2 separate regions of the Mus musculus genome follow, and region 2 is linked to region 1. Evidence: chromatin loops called from intact Hi-C (ENCODE). Cell type or tissue: heart. All regions are shown on one strand. Each heading gives the region's core, and the rest is flanking DNA. Links, peaks and the distances in the headings are about the cores only. Region 1 overlaps Arhgap24 (Rho GTPase activating protein 24). Region 2 overlaps Arhgap24 (Rho GTPase activating protein 24).

What was found. A loop is a pair of places that touch in the nucleus more often than their neighbours do. Peaks named below come from ENCODE experiments on the same cell type or tissue, not always from the same donor. Only the 100,000 strongest peaks of a DNase experiment are listed, where the experiment ranks them.
Region 2: a loop joins it to region 1, with 2.1 times the contacts of the local background. A loop is called at or near these places in 1 of 42 quality-filtered maps.

What each region holds. Positions count from the first base shown.
Region 1 is chr5:102,764,252-102,769,625 of GRCm38, reverse strand. All of the region lies in intron 3 of Arhgap24 (Rho GTPase activating protein 24), which reads right to left. Among named protein-coding and RNA genes, the nearest start is that of Gm30396, 140 kb to the right of the region's middle. In heart, for the core only: a CTCF peak has its summit at 3,104 (motif pointing right); no DNase peak of the experiment used is centred there; H3K4me3 peaks cover 766 bases; H3K27ac peaks cover 1,426 bases.
Region 2 is chr5:102,843,051-102,848,424 of GRCm38, reverse strand. All of the region lies in intron 4 of Arhgap24 (Rho GTPase activating protein 24), which reads right to left. Among named protein-coding and RNA genes, the nearest start is that of Gm30396, 210 kb to the right of the region's middle. In heart, for the core only: a CTCF peak has its summit at 3,258; a DNase peak (open chromatin) is centred at 3,174; H3K4me3 peaks cover 1,641 bases; H3K27ac peaks cover 1,415 bases.

The DNA of each region.
Region 1 (5,374 bases), core at 130-5,129:
ACGCTGTTCAGTTAATGAGAAGCACATCAGAGGACAAGAGCTATTGGGTTTTCTTTTGGTTCTGAGATATTTAAAATCACACAAGCATGTGCTATCATGCACATTCACACAGGAGCACACGCGCCAGCACACACACACACACACCTCACACCCTACAACACACAGATGACCAAGTAGTTTTATGATGATAAGCAAATACATAGAAACCCCACACTACTTCTGTCTAGGAGACTCCACTTTAGAAAGTTTCAGTGCTCCGCATGTGTGTAAACAAAGAATACATCACATCATGAACTTAAAAAAATATTATTTCAGACTTTCACTAAATCAGTTTCACATACCTTTCAGTTAGCACTGAACCTGTACAAGGACAGCTATGACACTTGGTAGCAGTGATTAACAGAAGGATTCAAGGGGACAACACTGAATGACCACGTTGTGGGGAGGAAAAGCAGCTAGCTCCCTGTCGAATCTGTTGCCATGATCCGGACACATACTGTGGAGAGCAGAATGGCCTCTGATGGCAAACAAGGGCGTAAATAAAGCCACGCGCAATCCACGACCTGAATTTGTGGTGATATACGGACCCCCCCAATTATGAAGCACAATCAACAGCAATACCTGGCAATTTGCTTCCAAATTAAAGAAAAACCCCCGCTCTCACCTTGCACACACACTTCAGTGGTCAGTGACAGATGCAGGCTGGGAGAGACAGCAGCTGCTCTGCCCTGAGCGGCTTAGTGAACACTGGAGCCGGCTCAGGTCCCACTTCGTTTGCTCAATGCAGTTTCTCCCATGACTCCATCACCCAGGAATGGAAACCACGTCTCTCTCTCTCTCTCTCTCTCTCTCTCTCTCTCTCTCTCTCTCTCTCTCTGCTTCTGTGGAGTCCCCGGCTATTGAGCCAGGTAAAAAAATGCTGAGTTCTGCAAGGTTACTGCAAGGTGAACACAAGCAGAATGGGCGGGGGCAGGGGGAGGAGGGGCTGAGAAGTAAAGACCCTAAACTCCAGACACCTTGCCTTTGAAGGGAGTCTAAGTCCCATAAATCAGAGCTGGGACAATAGGAGGTCAGAGAACAGTGAAGCTGAGATTCTGAAATGGCATCGGGCCAATCAGCCAACTCAGGGGCATGCTTCAAGCAAGGAGCTCTCCCTCCCTCTCTCTGTCTTGCTCTGGCTATGTGTGTCTCTATCTGTCTCTGTCTCTCTGCCCCTCTCTCTCTCTCTCTCTCTCTCTCTCTCTCTCTCTCTCTCTCTCACACACACACACCACTGGCAGGCAGGCATCCGTGTAGTTACACTAATTAACTAGACACCTCTGTTTTTCAAGCTATATGGGCTTTGATGCTATTTTGTAGGTAACAAAGTTTAAGAGAGATCCAATACAATGAAAACACTGGCCAGAATCAAATAATACTTTTAAGAGAGAAAAAAATATTTCTTTTGTTCCATACTAACTCATAGTAAATCTTTATTTGGGGCACACACTGGAATTATGCAACAATCCCCCATGCTAAAGAAATAGCAATGATGTAGGCTTTTACAACGCTGACAGAATCAATTTAAAATTTCTCATAAAAATTCCTACCATGCCTTTTCAAGAGTGGTCTTGACTTACACACATGTTTTAACCCTGGCAGGCGTCATCCAGGCATTTTTTCTGTAACGTGTGCCTGTATGCTACAGAGTGATGCAAATGTCATAGACGATTCCCAATCGGTGGTTTCAGTTTTTAGCTCTCATATATTCATGTTCTTTACAGCGAGGTAGGAGCGAAATTAGGCCTTTTAAATGTCTTCTGAAACTTACTTACAAGGTTTATTTTCCCACAGGCAAACAATTAGTTACTGAGGTGCATCGAATGAATTAGAGGCGAGCCCCACTCCTTAGATGCTTCCCCTATTCTCTGAATTCTGTTTACCTGCTGTGTATGACTCTCTGAGGCATCAGAATCCTGATGACCAAAGCAGGCATTGGCTGTGAGCTTTGTCTACTTCCTGGGCTGGTGAGGATGAGTGGGAACAATGAGTGGGTCAAAATGCTTTGTATACTGTGGAGTCCTGGGGAAAGGGCACTTAACTTCATTTTTTCCTCCCTCCGATTGCCCTGCTGAGTGTTGTGGCCTGTGAACTGATGGCCATTTTCTAGGACTCCATGCACTCTATGGAGAATGATTGCTTCGAGTGGGCTATAAATAGAGTTAAAGGTCTTATTGAACTGCTGTCCCCTTTGTGGCCAGTCTTGGTGGCAGTCACTGCATGGCCAGAGTGAGTTAATTTTGAGCAACATGACCTCCATCTAGGCTCTGAGGGAGGACGAACCAGACCGGTTGAAACTCTGTTTTGCCCATGTGCAAGACAGGTTTCAGGGTTAACCCGGTATCCTGGTGGACTCCTGTTGGTGGGGGCTGGAGAAGATGGTTAATGAAGGGGAAAGGTTGGAGATGGAATGCCAGGTTCACTGTTGAGTTAAGTCAGTAGCACACCCATCTGAGCATTAATGCTAATGTTCTCACAATGACTTGTGCATTATTTAGAAGTTAGGTTGTGGGAGACACAGAGGAGGGAGGCAGGTAAGAAGCAAGAAAAGAAACAATAATAGAACCCCGTCTGTGTCCAAGAAACACATGGGGCTCGGAGGCTTAAGGAAGGAATGCTACCTCCATTAATTCTCATAATAACCCTAGGAGGTAGCTGCTATTATCCCTTTCAGCGATGAGAATTATTAGCCTGCTCACGGTTAACTAGTGATTAGTGGAGTTTAAATTACAGCCAAGTCCTTCATGACCCTGAGTTCCCATAGCCTGGACAAATCAGTTAACTTATAACTTCCTCAGACAGAGAATAAAGTCTGGTTTTTATGTGGTAAGAAGGCAGAAGTGCAACTTAACAAGAAATGGTCTTCATTGTTTTTACAAGGCAAGTCAAACTTACATGGTGTGCAACAATCTTAAGGAAAATACGCTTTGGTATTTTCCAGCAATGAACTAGTTGCAAGATGCAGAAAATGTGATCTGATTTTTAGGTTTATTTTATTTGCAATTATTTATGTGTAGGTGTGCATGTCTATAGGTAGGCCCATGAATACTGAGTGCAGTTCCCACAGAAGCCATAAGAGGGCACCAGATCTCTTGCAGCTGAGGTTGCAGGTGACTGACTGGCCAGGCAAGACTGCTGGGAAACAAACTTTCTACAAAAGCAGAACTTTCTCTAAACGGGTGAGCCATCTCCTTATTCTTTATCCCATGGGTAAGTTTTGATATTGTGTGTCAATATTCTTTCTGTAGTTTGATATTATGTATTCTTTCTGTAGTTTTAGTAGGGTCCTGTCTATCATCAAATTAACGAAACAAGTTAAGTCATGTTCTCTATAATACAATGGAACTCTCCCTTCAAAACACAACAAATGCATTTTCTTTGCTTGAATGTCTTTAAATTATAAGACCTCCAAGAACCCCTTAAAATGAAACAAGCCCATCTCATCTTGACATACTTGACATACATGTAAGGTGACTATTCATTTATGCCAACTGTAGTGTTAAGGTGAATAGAAGAATCAAATTTTCAGCTCTCTTGGGTCCGAGTATGTTAATGAAATGCCAAGTTTGTTCCCACTGACGTTCACTGAGAAGCTGGAGCAGAGGTCTGAAGTGCAGCCCTTCGTGGGTTGTTCACGTGACTGGCTCAGGGCCAGGGCCAGCTAACGCATGCTCTGTAGTATCTCCCACCAAGCAGCCCCTGCTCCCGACCGGCCCCCAGGCTGCAGGTTGTTTCCACCTTTCATCCGATTTCACACATGTTACAATCTTCTCTGAGGTTGCCTGGTGATACAATGTCTCTGATTTAAAACAAACAACCAAACAAAAAACCCATCTGTAAATAATAGAGCCCAACAGCTTTCATGAAATCAGGCCTCTCAGCCGCCCCCACGTTAACCGAGAAGGCCTTACACTGGAATATCTTGCAAATGCAATCATTATGTTGTTTCAGACACTACAGACAGCAACCACCCTCATCCTCCTTGGTCATTGGCTAAGAACGAAATGATACAATAATGCAAATAAATGTCAAATAGATCACTTGTAGAGGAAAAGAGCAAGCATACAGTTTTTCATTTAAGTTTTTTTCAACTTAAGTTCTGCATTATGGAACAACCCAATGCCCTGTGCCAGGTGCTGGCCTGTGATGCCAGCTTTGGAAGGCAGAGGCAACAGGACCAGGCATTTAAGGGCTTTCTTGGCTACATTCTGAGTTCAAAACCAGCCTGGCTAAAGAAGAACCTGTCTCAAAAAATAAAACCAAACAAACAACCAAGCAAACAAGACAACAACAAAATTACCTGTGACATCTTAACTACCCAGTTAGTAATATCAGTAAAGAACTCTCCCTCTCTGGGCTTTCTGGCATTGCTACCGAACCTAAAATATTCACTTTAGATCTTACTGTGGAGATAGCAGATTTCACTTAAGGGCTGGATTTCTATGTTAATGTGCTGTGAAGCCTATCTTGACATATACAACATACATCAAATGGGAGGAAAAAACCCCTATTTTCTCTACTTCTCTCTAAAATCATTTCCTTCCAAATAAAGAAGGATAAAAAACCTACAGACAGGTTTTTTTTTAATCTAGTTAAATAATCATTTAAATAAAATCCACTGACACAAGTTTTAATTGTTTGCTTTAGAAAATTTAAAATGAATGGTAGGACACTTTGTTTAAACAATTATACTGCTCTGTTTGATACTTTGTTTTACAGACTAGTAACTGCCTAAATGAATTATCATAGCCCAAACCAACAACACTAGCAATAAAGCAACCTCAAAGTCCACGATCACATCCTCTGTGTCTTACTCTTAGAACCGTTACTATTCTCTCTTGTATGAGAGATGCTGATTTTGGAATCACAGGTTGAAAAGCAGCACGAAGGAAACATCAAAAGCCTAAAGGAGAAGGCAGTGGGAGGCCGGGCAGGGAGGGAGATGCACAGCTAACATTGCCTTGTTCTCCTGTGGCCCCTGCCTCACTTTCTCTTTGTGGGAATGTTGCAGCTTCACATGAGCCTTCCAGGGGCTCCAGCCTGAAGTCCTCCATGGCTTCCCACTTGGATAAAGTTGGCCCATGGCTCAGCAAACACTGCAGTTTGGGAAAATCATAAACTGAAAATCCCTGACACATTCAACCTGCTGAGCATCCCAGCTCAGCATCCTGTAGGACATCTGCTCTTCATCCTCTGTGGTCTGTGACTGACCGTGAGATGTGACTCTATGGCTGCCAAACATTGTTAGAGAAGATTGTACTCTGTAGATCTGGTCTTGGAAAGAAAGTGCAAGCCATACTTCAAAGTATGGCTTCTGGGGAACACATAGCTCTGC
Region 2 (5,374 bases), core at 236-5,235, 79 kb before region 1:
GATGAAATTTAAAAGTTTAAAAATAAACAGGTTAAAACTACATCATAATCTTTCTTTTACCAATGGACAAACCCAGAATACCACAATGCCCAGCTTCCTGCCTATTCTCCGTGTCTTGGTTCCTAGGTTTCTAAAAACCCAGGGAGAAAACATTTTCAGTGACCTTAATTAGTACTCAGATGCAGAATGGGAGCTGGGAGGGCAGTGAAGGCCAGAACAGGTCTCGAGAAAAGCCAGAGAGAAGTGACCACCAGCGATGGCACCTGGAAATGTCTCCCACTCCACCCTTCATCTTGGCACTGTTTCTAACACTGCTGAAATCCAGAGAGTCTCTTATTCTCAGGGTCTGCCCTTGGGAACAGCTGGAAAGCAGCCATCTCAGCACTTTTGCTTTGTTTCCTCTGGGCGCTTTTTTAGCTTCACACACTCTGTCCAGTCCTCTACAGGAATGACACACAGGAAAGGGAGGAACTCGAACACAGGGGGCCACTGTAGGACAGACACACTGGAGTACCAGAGCAGAAGAGCTCAAACCCACACTTTTCTTAAGGTGACATAGTTTGGTGTCTGGGGTTGAGAGGAAAATCATTCTTTTTACCATCAAAACTTCAAAGGTGCGCAGCCCCTACACTTCATGCAATAATGCAGGGGTGACAGATACATGAATGAGGCCCCGCAGCTTGGCCACAGCGAAACTGCAGCAACTGGGGACCTTCCTTCCTGTGCCCCACTGCAGAGCTGCAGTTCTGCAGCCAAGAGATCAGACATGAGAGAGAGGCTGCGTGCTCCCTGTGCCTCCTCCCTCCCTGCTTCCAACAGAAAGCAGAAAATAGCATTTTGTAAGTGGAGTATCACTTAGTCCTTGACTCAAATATCGAGCATCCCCCAGAGCAGTAAGGCTTTCTAAGGAAAAGGCAGGTAAAAATAGCCACCAAGGAGCTTTCATCTGCAGTCCCAGCCTGTGGGGGACTCTTGTCTGTGGACTGCCTTTCCTTTAGTATTTAAGAAAAAGGAGGGAACCATGAAGGCATACAACAGGCTTTAGGCATTCTCGCCATGCCTACCGTTTGCTCTCCAGCACTGGAGGAGGAGAGGGAGAAACTGGAAACCGCCCTGTTTTGTCAGAGATGCAGAAATAATACCCCAAACATCTTGTTATTTCCAAAGGTACTTATTTAGCCTTTACATCTTTGTCTTAGGGCCTTTCTTAATTTCTCCCTCTGATAATTTCTCTATCAATGATGTAATCTGGCAGTGGCCATGAGATGCTCACAGACCTAAAAAGAAAAAAAAGTCTGAGAGCTGACATTACATGCCTCTCCTTTAATGTCTTTGTAGGTAGAATCAGAACCTGAGCGAACACCTTGTTGATAACAGGTGACCATGGTCATAGCTTCTCAAGGCTAAAGTTCCCACTGTATTTGAATTTCATGTTTTCTCATTTTTTGGTTGATTGATAAGTAGGGGATTATAACTAAGGGACAGCCGACCCAGAAGACATCCAGCAGCCCTGGATGCTATTCCACTCAGCAGCTGCCCTAACTTTCAATTACTCAACTCTGAACAGTTCTACTCTATCATTATCGCTTTAAGGCAAAAGGAACTTTAAGAAAGTTACACAAACCCTTTTCTGAGAACATTTAATTCACCAGTGCCATGCCCTTTAAATCCTTGGAAACAAACAATCCAATCCAGAAGCGTCTTAGTTTGTTTTGTTGATTATAAGTCATTTGTCCTTTCCCTATAACATATATGAAAAGTCAAGGTGATTCCTACGTAAGACAATGTCAAAAGGGACAGGGGCCACCACAGAAAATCTGATCCTCAAAATTTTCCAGGTAGGGTAGGGAGGCAGCAGGAGGCTCCATTTGGAAAAAACAAAAGGATAAGATACAGAATAATAGCAGTTTGCAAGGGTCAGGTTTCAGGGGTCAGAACAAGGATGCTGAGTGTGGGACAGGCTGGAGAGTGAGTACTCTAACCCCTCCCTTCAGACTTGCTTAGTTCCCTGTCAGTCAAGGATCCTTATAGAACGACCATTCTTAAGCCCCACCTACCCTCACAGACAGCAATACACAGATTAATATGAACCTTGAAAAAAAAAATCAGTCTAGACAAGCAATGTCTTACACAATGTTAAGCGCCCCCCGTTTCCAACCCCCCATTCTGTCTGAGTCTAATGGGTCTGAAAGCTTCCTCAATGGGCCGACACTCAGACACTCATTAGAAGGACACTGAGGATACCATCTACCGACCTTTCCGGAAACTAAAGCACCGTTTGATTCTTCTGTATGTAGTTTTGGGGATGAAAGGAGTTGATGCTAAGGCACCTGAGGGGCGTCCCCCCGAATTTCGATCTTCAGGCATCATGCAGGCCCCAAGTTGTGTGAGACCGGCTCAGGCTTCCTTAAAACCTGCCTCCCTCAGCGTGGAAGCCCACAGGCGCTCCTCCTCATGTTTGTTTATGTGTCAAGTCTGAAGTGCTGATTCCTAGAACTCCGGGGTTTTGATCATCCAAGTCCCGAGTTAAGGTAACATCCCATTTACTCCTCTTTGGTAAGAAACAAAACAAATTACTCTCCTTTTTCTTTTGCCTAATTCAGTGAGTTTTGAGGATTTTTTGTTGTTGTTTTTGCTGCTGCTGTTGCTGCTGTTGTCTGCTTTGTTTTGTTTTTAAGTTTCTGCAGACATTCCAAAAATGTCACAGGAAAAGAATTGCAGCTAGCAAGCTGTGACTACCTTCTCGAGGCAGGAATGGTTTCGTTTATTGAGAACTGTCTTCTCAGCTGGACACAAAGTCATCTAGAAAGGTCAGCAAACGGCCCTGTGCAAAGGGGAGGAGGAAGAAGAGCTGAAGGGCCCCTCGGGAGTACTTCTGCACGGTCCTGGCTGGCTCCTTTAATCTGAGAGAAAGGCGAAGGAATCCTTGGCACCTTCTCCAGAACGCATTCCAGCGCGCAGATAATTCCTTGCAAAGGACTCCCCTGCTCCTTTTATGGTACCCCCTCAGCCTCTGATGCTCTCTGCAGGCTTCTCCCTTTTCCCTTCTGTCTTCCGGCTCCCCGCGGAGCCGCCACGTAAGACGAGTCTGGTGCCCATTCTCGGAGTCTCCTTGGCTGCTCCCGAGGCGGCTTTGCAGGGAGCTCTCCTCCCCCTCCTGCTCCGGTTCCCTTTTCTCAATGAGAGCTGGGCGGGAGCTGGCAAGGCTGCTGCTGCCTAGTCACAGCTGTGGCTGCTGCAGCCTCCAGTGCCTGCTGGTCAGACTAAGCAGGTGCTATAGCATCAGGAGCGGAGAGAGGGAGGATGCTTTCTGCCCTGTGAAGCCCCTTTCATTTTTTTTTCCCTGACTCTGCACTGGTCGGACAACTCTTGTCTGACTCAGCACCTTCTCTGCTGTCTGGCTCAGCCCCTCCAGAAAACAGCACCAAACCACCCTTGGATTCTCTCTCTCTCTCTCTCTCTCTCTCTCTCTCTCTCTCTCTCTCTCTCCCCCCCCTCTCTCTCTCTCTGTGTGTGTGTGTGTGTACACCCGCGCACTCTGAATGCTCATTCTCACATTTATTTCCTTTCCACACAAGATCCACATGGTTTTTCCTTTAGATCTTGTGTGGTTGAATCTATTTGTGGATGCTAAGGTAAAATACATATTTTTGTGTCACATATTATTTTCACATATCTATATGTTTTTATATATCTATAAAAATTAATTCTGGCAGCAGGGGAGCCTACAGGTGCAACTGCAAAACTAATCAGCTCATGCAAGATGGAAATGAATCCACTTCTCTGGTCTGAGAGCCAGCTCCTGGGAGCTCCCCCACCCCACCCCACCCCACCCCCACCCAGCGCTTGTCCACTAAACCTTCCAGTCCTGCTCACTGAATAATTTACTGATTTGGGTTAATCATTCACCCACCTGGCTGCTCCCTAAGCAGATCTGGAATGCTGGCACTTTAACCCTAGCTGACCCCAGGGCCTCCTCCCTCCCCAGCCCTTCAGCAGGAGCATCCCCAAACCCTGAGATGTATGTGGAGGATACACTTCACAACAGCACGGCTGCCCAGTGTGGTTTAGCTCCATGTCACAGCCGGGCACATAATTCATATTCTCTCTCTCTCTCTCTCTCTCTCTCTCTCTCTCTCTCTCTCTCTCTCTGCTTTCACTCTAGGTGACTGGAAACCACCAAGCAGACTAGCATTGGCCACCTCCATGAGCACTGCCTCAAAGTCAACTGGAACAAAATTCAATTTACAGAACATGCTAGGGGCTAACGAGCTGGCTCTAGCTTAGCAGTACATGCTGCTCCTGCTTGGATCCCGGCACCCATGCTGGACTGATTACAACATCTTGTAGCTATAGCTTTAAGGTCATCTGGTGCCCCTAGTCTCTGAAAACCTAAACCTCTGGGGGAAATATATATATATATATATATATTTAAAACATCCACTCCATATATGCACAATTAAAAATAAAAAAGCAAACAAGAATGAAACAAATAAAACTGAACATTTCCAGTGTTAAACATTTCAACTGCTCTCCAAAAGACCCAACAAACAGCTGAAAGAGTCAGATGCAGATATTTGCACTCAACCAATGGACAGAATCTGGTGACCCCTGTGGTTGAATTAGGGGAAAGCTGGAAGAAGCTGAGGAGGAGGGCAACCCTGTAGGAGGACCAGCAGTCTCAATCAACCTGGATTCTGGAGATCATTCAGACCCTGGACCTCTAACCAGGCATCATACACCAGCTGATATGAGGCCCCCAACACATATACAGCAGAGGACTGTGGAGTCTAGGTTCAGTCAGAGAAGATGCACCTAACCCTCAAGAAACTGGAGGCCCCAGGGAGTGGGGAGGTCTGGTGGGATGGGGTTGGAGGTTGGGGACATCCTCATAGAGATGGGCGGGAGGGATGGGATGTGTAACAGTCAGAGGGTGGATCAGGAGGGGAATAAACTCTGGAGTTTGAAAAAAATTAAATAAAATTTAAAAATTATTACTGACACACACTTATAATCACACACACACACACACACTCATATACAAACACATAGACACACATTTAGGCCCTGGCACACACATAGACACACAGGCATACATACACAGGTACACACACAGAGACAAACATACATACCATTTCTTACATACACACATAGATAAACATTTAGGCCCTGGCACACATTGAGGCACAAATGCACACATACATAGGCACACACAGACACAAACACACATATAGACACAGACTTATACACTAATACACACACGTACACACATATTTAGTTTCTGACATACACACAGGTACTTACACACAGGTAAGTACATACATAGATACATACATAGATAGACACACAGAGATACACATACACACTCTCTCAC